Linked DNA regions of Homo sapiens: region 1 is linked to region 2. The links are chromatin loops, found by intact Hi-C in ENCODE. Cell type or tissue: ovary. All regions are shown on one strand. Links, peaks and the distances in the headings refer to the core of each region. The heading gives the core; the rest is flanking DNA.

The links. Hi-C counts contacts between places; a loop is a spot of excess contacts. Peaks named below come from ENCODE experiments on the same cell type or tissue, not always from the same donor. Only the 100,000 strongest peaks of a DNase experiment are listed, where the experiment ranks them.
Region 1: a loop joins it to region 2, with 2.2 times the contacts of the local background. A loop is called at or near these places in 28 of 110 quality-filtered maps.

What each region holds. Positions count from the first base shown.
Region 1 is chr9:70,098,313-70,103,697 of GRCh38, reverse strand. All of the region lies in intron 2 of MAMDC2 (MAM domain containing 2), which reads right to left. Among named protein-coding and RNA genes, the nearest start is that of MAMDC2, 57 kb to the right of the region's middle. In ovary, for the core only: no CTCF peak of the experiment used is centred there; a DNase peak (open chromatin) is centred at 3,133; H3K27ac peaks cover 538 bases.
Region 2 is chr9:70,047,006-70,052,390 of GRCh38, reverse strand. The region is part of intron 2 of MAMDC2 (MAM domain containing 2); the gene reads right to left. Among named protein-coding and RNA genes, the nearest start is that of MAMDC2, 5.8 kb to the right of the region's middle. In ovary, for the core only: no CTCF peak of the experiment used is centred there; DNase peaks (open chromatin) are centred at 2,490 and 2,950; H3K27ac peaks cover 3,062 bases.

The DNA of each region.
Region 1 (5,385 bases), core at 237-5,236, 51 kb before region 2:
CTTTTCACCTTTTTTATGGTATCCTTTGAAGTATAAAATTTTTAAATTTTGATGAAGTTTAATTTTCTATTTTTAGTTTTTTTTTTTCTGCCTTTGGCATCGTAGCTAAGAAGCCATTCTCAAATTTAAGGTCACGAAGATTTACAGCTATGTTTTTTTTCTCAGAGTTTTATTGTTTCAGCTTTTACGTTTAGATCTTTGATCTAATTTTTGCCCGTTGAATTTTCTTGCCACCATTGTTGAAATCAGTTGAGGATAGATGTGGGGTTTATTTCTGGACTTCTCAATTCGATTCTATTGATCTATGTTTATTCTTATGCCAGTACCACAGAGTCCTCCTTACTGTAGCTGTGTAGTAAGTTTTGAAATTGGGAAGTATGAGACCTCCGACCTATACTCATTTTCAAGATCATTTTAACTATTCTGGGTCCCTTGTATTTCCATATATATTTAAATATCAAAATGGGAATAATGCAGAACACCATAAAGTTCAGTGTTTTAACAGTATTCCTTCATTTTTCTTGAATACATGCTCCTGAATGTTATAAGCCTTTGGTTAATTTCCAGAGCTCTTAAAAAGTTGATTTTGACCATTTCTTTTGCTGTTCTCATTGCTTTTATGGGGAGAGGATTCTCTGAGGTCCTTACTCCACCACTCTTGCTGACATACTCCCTTTTCTCATCTTTTAAAACCAATAAGAATACCAAGCAGTGCTTCAGAGATGTTAGAGTAAACAAAACAAATGAGAAAAAGGCAAAGAAGGGCAGAAATCACAGGGGGATTGGGAGGTTGACTGTGATGCATCAGGCCAGGGATCTGGGGGAGATTTACCAACCGCAGTGTTGGAGAAATGGCATCAGGAGGAGAGGGAAGGATCCACTTCAAATATGGCTGCCTAGGCAATTGGAACTGATTTACTAGACATTTATTAGAGATGATAAAATCTTTATAAAGGGTCAGAAAAGGGCCATAAACTTCCAAATAGATTTTTTTAAAAAGTAAGTCAGCAATCAAAAACAATCATTAAGCCATCTTGCCAAAAAGTACAGACTCCACGTGCCCTGGGGTCTGAACATGTCTCCTTGTCACATGCAGGCATCAGAAAACAACAGAAAAAGCTTTTCTGTTTAAGTGAAGCCAAGCCATAAATAACTGAGTCTTGAAGTCATGTTCAATCGCTGGACACATCTGCATGGCCAGAACTCAATGTATCGATAACTTCCAATAGCCATGGCACAGCATGGTAGGTCTAAGTCCCACACCATCACTGTGGCAGCATGGTCAGGGCACAAGTCACAAGGGGCTTCTTGGCACCCATGGAATTCTGTTAGCTAATGAATGCCGAATGCCCCGTCCTTCAGGTGTGATAATCATGCTGGGGTGACTGTGTGGTACAGTGGACCCTACTCAGGATTTGTAAATTATAACCTAGGTTTAAAACCTTATGACACACACATAAACTGAATCACTGGCTTCTTTATTTTCAAAATGAGACTAATAAAAGAAGAGAGCCACTTTACATATACATTCAATATGTGGAAAATCAATGTACTTAGAAAAAAACAAACCAACTAAAAACAACCCAACCACTAGTACAACACACACACATACGAAATATGTTTTTCATATGAATAGCCACTAAATGGAGTCTATTTCATCTAATGTTTAAATAAGTATATACTTCCATGCAGAAAGAAAAATTGGCCGTGTTGTACATAAAAATGGCATAATACGTATAAAACCATGTACACTGTACTCTGTAATTTAAGGAACTCTTAAGAGCAATTTTGACAATGTATAATTTTCACGTTTTGTGCTGACTTTAGACTGTAAAACTGAAGTGAGATATGACTTCATATCTATAGGGCTGTTGTGAGAACCTGATAAAATGATGTACAGTCATGCATCACTAAACGATGAAGATAGGTTCTGAGAAATCATCATTGGGTGATTTTGTCATTATGCAGGTATTATAGAGTGTACTTCATGAACCTAGATGGAGAGCCTACTACACATGTAAGCTATATGAGACAGCCTATTACTCCTAGGCTACAAACCTGTAACAGTATGTTACTGTACTGAATACTGTAGGCAATTGAAACACAATGATAAGTACTTGTGTATCTAAACACACCTAAACATAGACAAGATATAGTAAAAATACAGCATAAAAGATAAGAAATAGTACATCTGTATAGGGCACTAACTTGCAAGTGGTGTGGGTGAGTCAGTGAGTCAGCAGGGAGGGAATGTGAAGGACTAGGCTATTACTGTACACTACTGTAGACTTACAAACACTGTATACTTAGGCTATTCTGAATTTATATAAAATATTTTTCTTTTTTCAATAATGAATTAACCTTCGTTTACTATAACCTTTTTACTTTATAAATTAAAAAAAATTTTAACATTTGACTCTTATGTAACAACTGTTAGCTTAAAACACAAACACACTGTACGGTACTGTATAAAATATTTTCTTTCCTTATATCCTTATTATTAATGAGGTTTTTTATGATTTAAATATTGTAACATTTTTTACTTTTCAAACTTTTTGTTAAAAACAAAGACACAAACATTCACATTAGCCTAGGGCCTATACAGGATCAGAATCATCACAACGTCACTAGGCTATAGGGAATTTTCAGTTTTATTATGTTATGGGACTACCATCATATATGCCCATCGTTGATCAAAACATTATGCAGTGCATGACTATATATAAAGATGCTTTGTAAATGGTCATGTTAATTGCTAATTTCTGTTCTCATCATCAAAGGCAGGAGTTTTTAGTTATTGCAGAGACAGAGAGAAATGTATATTGCCTTCTTACTTTTTTCCAATATGGATCAGAGAAGATATTTGTTCAGGTAACAGACCAGCAGCACGTTTTCAGTGCTGATATGAGAACAGGCCTCATTCGTTTCACTTTAATTGGCCCTTTGACGTTAAAGTCTACAACTTTGTGCTTTTAGTGCTGGGCCCATCCTGGCTAGCCATGCTAAGCAGTCTCCCTCCTCACAGCTAAGCTCCTCTGGTTCTTACCCAAGGCTAATCATCATTTCAAGTGGAATCTGGCATATTTACTCCTGATGTGATTCTGGCTGAAATCTGATGACGCAGGTCTGACAGCAATGCCTACGTCTGTCTTTTGTTTAGAGCTTAGTGCCTTGCATATCTAAGACAAGGACACTGCTTCTTTTTGGCAGCTTCCTTCCCAGGGCTGAAGTCTAGTCCCTGAACTCAAACGAGGATCTTCCCACTCAATTTTCTGAATGCCTTAACTGTCTGCCTCCCTGGATCAGGTCCTGCTGTGGACACAGTATGGTAGAGTGGTTGAATGTGGCTATCACATCAACTTGATGTTGGTTCAAATCTTGGCCACGCCACTTAGAAACAATGTCACTTTGGGCAAGTTAATTATATTATCTGAAACTCACTTTCTTCTTTGGTAAAGTGAGGATGTTAAAATACCAATTTTGTAGTCTTTTAAGATTAAATAAGATAATGTAAGTACTTAGCACAGAGCCAAGTTCTTAATAAATGTTAGTGCTCCTATGTCCAGTTAGATGATCAGCATCCTCTTCTGATGGTTACCCCACCTCGTCATCTCACTTTGGACCTCCTTGATACCAGTTGCTATTGTTCTACCTGCTGCCCATTGTGCTTGTGCTCTCTCTCTCTCTCTCTCTCTCTCTCTCTCTCTCTCTCTCTCTTTCTTTTTGGCAGAGTCTTGCTCTGTCACCCAGACGGGAGTGCAGTGGCGTAACCTCAGCTCACTGCAACCTCCACCTCCCAGGTTCAAGCGATTCTCCTGCCTCAGCCTCCCAAGTAGCTGGAATTACAGGCACCCGGCACCACGCCCAGCTAATTTTTGTGTTTTTAGTAGAGATGAGGTTTCACCATGTTGGCCAGGCTGGTCTCGAACTACTGACCTCAGGTGATCCACCCGCCTCGGCCTCCCAAAGTGCTGGGATTACAGGCGTGAACCACCGCGCCTGGCCTGCCCTACCTTTCTGACACCAACTTCTGCCCCCTATGTAGAAGATCTTCCAAGTATCTGTGACTGGATCTATTCTCCCTAGTGCCTGCTCTACTGCTATGGGCATGTCTTTTTATGCTATGACAGTCATCTCTGGGATCTACTAGATAATCAAAGCAGCCTGGACAATAATACATGCAAAGCATCCAGCAAATGTTCATGAAGTTTCTGCAAAGAACAGATTTCTATCGTGGAGAGAAGATGCCTCTGTGGAACTGCATCCTCAATTATGTATAAGCCATCAGCTTACATTTTGAAGGAGTGTTATTTTCTTTGCATATCAAAGACTTTCAAAAAAATGAAAAAGTCAAATTTCTCAAAATGTATAGAAAATACAATGGGTATGGGGTTCTCAAAGTTGATCGTGTTATTAGAAAATAAATAATATAGCACTCCTTAAATGTAAAATGATTTTTTAATCTTTGGGACTATTAATATCTGAGTTTTTTTCTCAATTAATCAGATTCACAATGATTTATAAATCTACTGATTACTTCTGGCAGAGAATGGTCTGATCTGAAACTATGTAAGAAAAAAATCACAAATATTTATGACTCACATAAAGTATTCTCATCTTCTGTTTGAAGTTTCCAATTTTACTATTATTTTGTGTTGTTTAATAAATCGCTAATTATATTAATCATAATTTTAATAAAATGATGAACATAACTTTTAAGACTTCAGCTCAAGTCATCTGGTAAGAAACAAAGATTCAAAAATGACTAACATTTGTTGTACTCTGGGTACTAGATTCTTCACACATGTTCTTCTCCCTTAAGCCTGTCAAATGATCCTATGATGTAGAAATTGCCACTTTACAAATAAGGAAACAGAGATTGACAAAAATTAATTCACCAGTTCAAGGAAACAGCTAGTAAACCAAGCTGAGGCACAAAGTCCATGCCTTTTCCCCTGCACCAGGCTGTCTCCAAATATTTCCTTTTCTGCCTCCTTTATTAATTTATCTTTTCATAATATCATTTTCTTACAGCAGGAAAACAACCTTTTCTTCCTTTTCCTTATAGTGGGATCCTGAAGGTATGGATAAATCTATATGGACTTTCATTTGGGCTTCTCCACAAATATTATTTCTACTGATAACACAATAATCTGATTAATTTTTCTACTGCAGTGCCTCAAATCTAAAAGACTTTTAAACATGTCAAGATTTCTAAAATTAGGGCATGTCTTACAATTGATCTATAGTGCACCTCCCCACTCCCTAAAAGGATGTTAGCAAATCTATGGTGCAACTTAGAATCAAGGAATACAAAATAAGATTATTTCACCTGCACTTTGGTTACTGACTGCTGTCAGAGACCCCACAGGCTTGGGCTCAGAG
Region 2 (5,385 bases), core at 73-5,072:
AAATAAAACAAGAAGCAAGTAAGTAAAGGGCATGTTGAATGAACAGCACATTAGAGATTAATGGGAAGGAAGAGGAGAAATGTAATTTGGAGCAAACTGTGAAGGGCCTTGAATGCCAAACAAGGCATTTTGCACATTAGCCTGTGGGTAATTGCTAATCATCAAAAGATACTTAAGACGAGGGCATTTCTTCTTTCTTACATCTGGAGAAGCTGGGGAGTTGAAAGCCATTCCAATACACATTCCTCAACCATGGACACATATCACAATCACCTAGGGAGTCTGTTAGTGTGTGTTGTTTTTTAATGATGCCAAGTCTGGTCCCATTTCTGGACAAATAAATCAGAACCTCTTGGAGTAAGACCTGGATATAGCTTTAAAAAAATTTTTTTTTACCTGTTTTAATTTCCAGCCAGGGCTGAGAACCATTCTGTAGGTGAAACTATATCTATCTATCTGTCTGTCTATCTATCTATCTATCTATCTATCTATCTATCTATCTCTATCTATCTAGATAGGTAAATAGATATAAATAGATGGATATGTAATCAAACACTCCAAGAACCTAGACCTGAATGCATAACTACATTTATATGATTTAGTTGGTTAAGAAAAGCATAAGAAAAATTGAAGGAGAGTGCTGGGATAGTTGTTAGACACAAAAATCAGGGTTGACCAACAAGGATACCCAAGACAAGTTTAACTACCTGCTAGCTCTACTTATTGGGATACCCATCACCTCTACTAACATAAATGGATTTCACTCAACTTCTTCAAAACCTAATAGTTTGAAAAGATATAGAAGTAAGACTGATGCTGGGGTGATCTACCAAAGAGGTTCTGTTATTTTAAGAACCAAAATATTTAAATGAATATTACACCCCAAGATACAAGTTACCAAAACATGGTAACTATAGGCTAAAAGATTTGAAGATGGCAACAAAAGCATAAAGTCCTCTGACAAAAATTATTTTTTTCCTCCCCACATATTAGCTGACTTCTGCAATTATGGTATGGGAAACATCCTAAAAATCCCTAGGTGTCTTATTAGGGATCAGGCCAGGATTTGGGTAGCCACTTCCCATTCAGCAACTCTAATTTGAGTAGGGAGGAAACCAGATGGGGTGTTGGCCTTCATAAGGAGGAGGCTGCCCAGACACAGCTTACATCCACAGAAGCCAGTAGAGGCTTAGCAGGCAGATATTACCACCCCAGTTGGGTTAAATCTCAAGTGGAGGGGTCAGGCAAGAGAACTCAAGCACCCAGACTGATTGACAGGAAGGCCAAGGGTTAGGATCTTGTCCAAGAACTTAGGAGATGAGAGATCATAGAAGGCACCAGCACCATCACTAATGGAGCCAATTGATGCTGAGGCACTAGCAGGCTGGGGTGGGAGAATAATGAAGCAGAAAGCAAAGCATTCTTGACAACAACCAATAATTTATAGAGAAAAATGTATCATCTGCTGGGATAGACTACACACTAAGTATGAAACTCAGTGTTATTACTTTATATCCACACCTTGTTCAGCCACACAAAAGTGAGATAAGGCTTACCAGTGCTTAAACTAGAGCCAAATAAGAAAAGTAAGGTTCTTTCTCTGGTTGGAATGAAGAGTAGATGGCATAACTATAAGCAAAAGAAAACCACACTCTCCTTAGGTCCCCAAAAGCTGTTTTGGAAAGCTGTCTGAGTTAGAAAAACTAATGTTTATTTATAAAGTTTATGATGTTGATAAAAGACACATCAAGTAATAGTAAGAATAACATCAGGTTACATGTATAAAGTGCTCACTCTGTGTTAAACGTATTAATGTATATAGTCTTCACAACAATCTCATGTGATAGGTACTTTTACTATCTCAATTTTATAGCCAAGGAAACTGAGACATAGAGAGGATAAATGACTTTCCCAAGCCCACACAGCTTGAAAGAGCAGAGCCTGGATTCTAATCCAAGTCACCCAGCTCCAGAGCTTATACTAACCACGAGGCTTAAGCCGTTCTTCATGATAAGGAACTACCTTTGAAGGGGCAGAATGAACCAGGAGCACGTAGGAAAACACTTAAGGATATGTTTGTGATCTAATACAGTCATTCAACAGGTTCTTTCATTCAACAAATATATATCGAGCACCTGCTATGTGCCAGGCTCTTTTCTACACGCTGAAGATCACAGACGGGTGGGATCCCTATACATCTGAAAGAGTGAATACATGTTACATGGTATGGCATAAAATGTAGTGTTTTGTGGCTTTGTTTGGCCCCAAACACTGCATCTTTGGAATCTGAGTTCTTCCACATGTCTGAAATATAATTAGCTCTCTGATGAAGAGTTTCCAACACAACAAAGTTTCAGAGTTTAGAACCCAGAGTGGAGACAGGGATGTTTCCTCCAATGCTGGAGGAAAAAGAACTGGTGGAGAGCCAAGGAGCTGAGGCAATGTCCAAGGGCTGCCTGACTTGGTCTGTGTAGGAGGAGGCAGCACTGGATGACCTCCAAGGCCCAGCTCTAGGATCTGGGTTCCCAGGAAGCAAGGCAGAAGCAAGGCTGCCCTCAGGCACAGCACAGCACAGCCATGCTCAACCTGAGAGCAGTCACAGCCAGGGCAGCAGCGGGAAATGGCATGTGATACTGCAAGTGTAACTAGGTCACATTTCTGGGGTCGACCATCTCTCCCAGAGGGTGTCAAGGAACATCCCTGACTTGTGCCGATTTCCAGCCCCCATACAATGTGGGGATTGTACTTCTGCTTAGAGAGCTCTAAGAACAACCTGCAGACATAATGCAGGACCAAGTAGCCCCATGCAGATGAGCATAACTCGTCCCTGGCCTTATGAACTTTGTGATGCCAGGGTGGGATGCTGAATCAGCCCTCCAAAATCAGGAAAGGAGCTGTAGTCTGCAGGAAGAAGACTGGTTCTCCTCTCCCAGGAACCTGGGATCCTTGCCAGATTTGTGGCTCTAGCTGAGCCTCAAGAAATAGCAGGCAGGATTCATCACTGTTAATAATAACTGGCACATGACTGAGTGCAGAACTGAAACGCAGATGGCCAAGGAGCTGAGAGTGTCCTTAAAAGAGAAGGGACAAGTTTGGGTGAAGGAAAGGGTATCAGAGAGACAAACACACATGTATTTACACGTGATTTCGGGACATTCTACCATGCCCCCACCCCACCCCTTCATGATGCCCAACCCTGTAGCCCACCTGCCTGCCTCAGATGCTATCACTCACTCCTGGGTACAAAAGCCATCCAACCTTTTTCTGTATTAGGCGATTTCTCAAACCCTGACTCCTACCATGGAAAAACAATGTAGGTCTTCTCTGCAACAAGTGCTTTCAATTTCTCTTTTTACTTCCTGTTCACCTGAGACATTTCTGCAGCTGCCTTCCTCTTCCAGGTAGCTGAGTGTTCCAAACTCCTAATTAAGGGGCAACACCTAGACTTGGCTTTACCCTGCCTCAGCTCCTCAAGTGGCTTCCTCACAGAGTTCAGTTAAAGGTGCTAAGCCACAATGTCCAAAAATGAGAATGAAGCCAATATCCACTCAATGATTCTTTTGAATTGTGCCTGTTTGGATGCAAGGCCAACCGCATGGTCTCCAAGAATCCTCAGGGCAAAGGACCTCTGCCCCCACAGCTGGCATCAGGAAAATGGAATAAGCAGCCCCGATTTCAGCTGAGGACTGCTGCTCAAAGGGGTTTCCAGATCCTCTGAGCTGTGAATAAAGATGATTTTTTTTATAGGATAAATGAATGGAGAAAGATTTTCACAGGATAAAACAGAACCCTGGCTGGGCGCGGTGGCTCATGCCTGTAATCCCAGTACTTTGGGAGGTCGAAGCGGGTGGATCACTCAAGGTCAGGAGTTCAAGACCAGCCTGGCCAACATGGTGAAATCCCATCTCTACTAAAAATACAAAAATTAGCCTGGGGTGGTAGCACATGCCTCCTGAGTAGATGGTACTACAGGTGCATGCCCCAGTTACTCCAGAGGCTGAGGCAGGAGAATCACTTGAACCCGAGAGGCGAAGTTTGCAGTGACCCGAGGTCACGCCATTGGACTCCAGCCTGGGCAACAGAGTGAGACTCCTTCTGAAAGAGACAAAACAAAAAACAAAAACAGATCCCTTCTTTGCCGGATTCAATTCAAACTTAAGATTTAGAAGTGAGTTCAAATTTGAGTCTGACATAGTATCACTTCCCTTGACAAGTTAGGGAAAATTAAAATATTCTACAAAAAGAATAGAGGGAGATCAAGAAAGCAGGACAACCATGGGCAAAATGAGAAAGTAGACAAAACTGGGTTTCAGTGCCCGATGCCCTGTATGGTGCACCTGGCATTCCCTGGGGGAAACTGCCATTGGGATAAATAACCCAAGCCAACACAATGCCTGGTCAAAACTTACCTATTCTGTGTCCAGTGGAGATAAAGCATATTTTAAAGTGGCCATGAAATAGAGACACTCGAACTGTAATCAGGGACATCTAGGGACTTAATACTGTAAATCAAAGGCATGAACCTCAGAAACTATTTCAGGCAGCAAAGGGGATATTTAGAGACAAGGAGACTTTTCCAACTACCTCCAGATTTGATTCTCCTGTGATGAAACCCCAGTTCGCAGATTTGTGTCCCAACTTACCTTCCTTCTCTGGCCTTTTGCATTGTTCTCTCCACAATAAATTAACCTACGGACCATGGACATATAAGAAGTGCATCTGGCACATATGTTTATTGCAGCACTATTTACAATAGCAAAGACATGGAACCAACCCAAATGCCCATCAGTGATAGACTGGATAAAGAAAATGTAGCACATATACAGCATGGAATACTATGCAGCAATACCAAAGAGTGAGTTTATGTCCTTTGCAGGGACATGGATGAAGCTGGAAGCCATCATTCTCAGCAAACTAACACAGGAACAGAAAACCAAACACCTCATGTTCTCACTCATAAGTGGGAGTTGAACAATGAGAACACACGGACACAAGGAGGGGAACTTCACACACCGGGGCCTGTTGGGGGTGGGGCGCAAGGGGAGGGAGAGTATTAGGACAAATACCTAAAGCATGCGGGGCTTAAAACCTAGATGACGGGATGATAGGTGCAGCAAACCACCATTCACATTTATACCTGTGTAACAAACCTGCACATTCTGCACATGTATCCCAGAACTTAAAGAAAAAAAAAAAAAGAAGTGCATGTGGGCAAAAGTCTCTGAAACCCACTACTTTCCATGGTGGATCCAGTACATGAAGGTGAATGGAACCATGGAACCAGTTTCAAAGGGTTTCTGCAGGAAGAAGTGCATTTGCAGAGAAGCTTGTGAACAGCTTGCCAAATTTCAGCCTGGAAGAATTTTATTATCTTTAATTTACCAA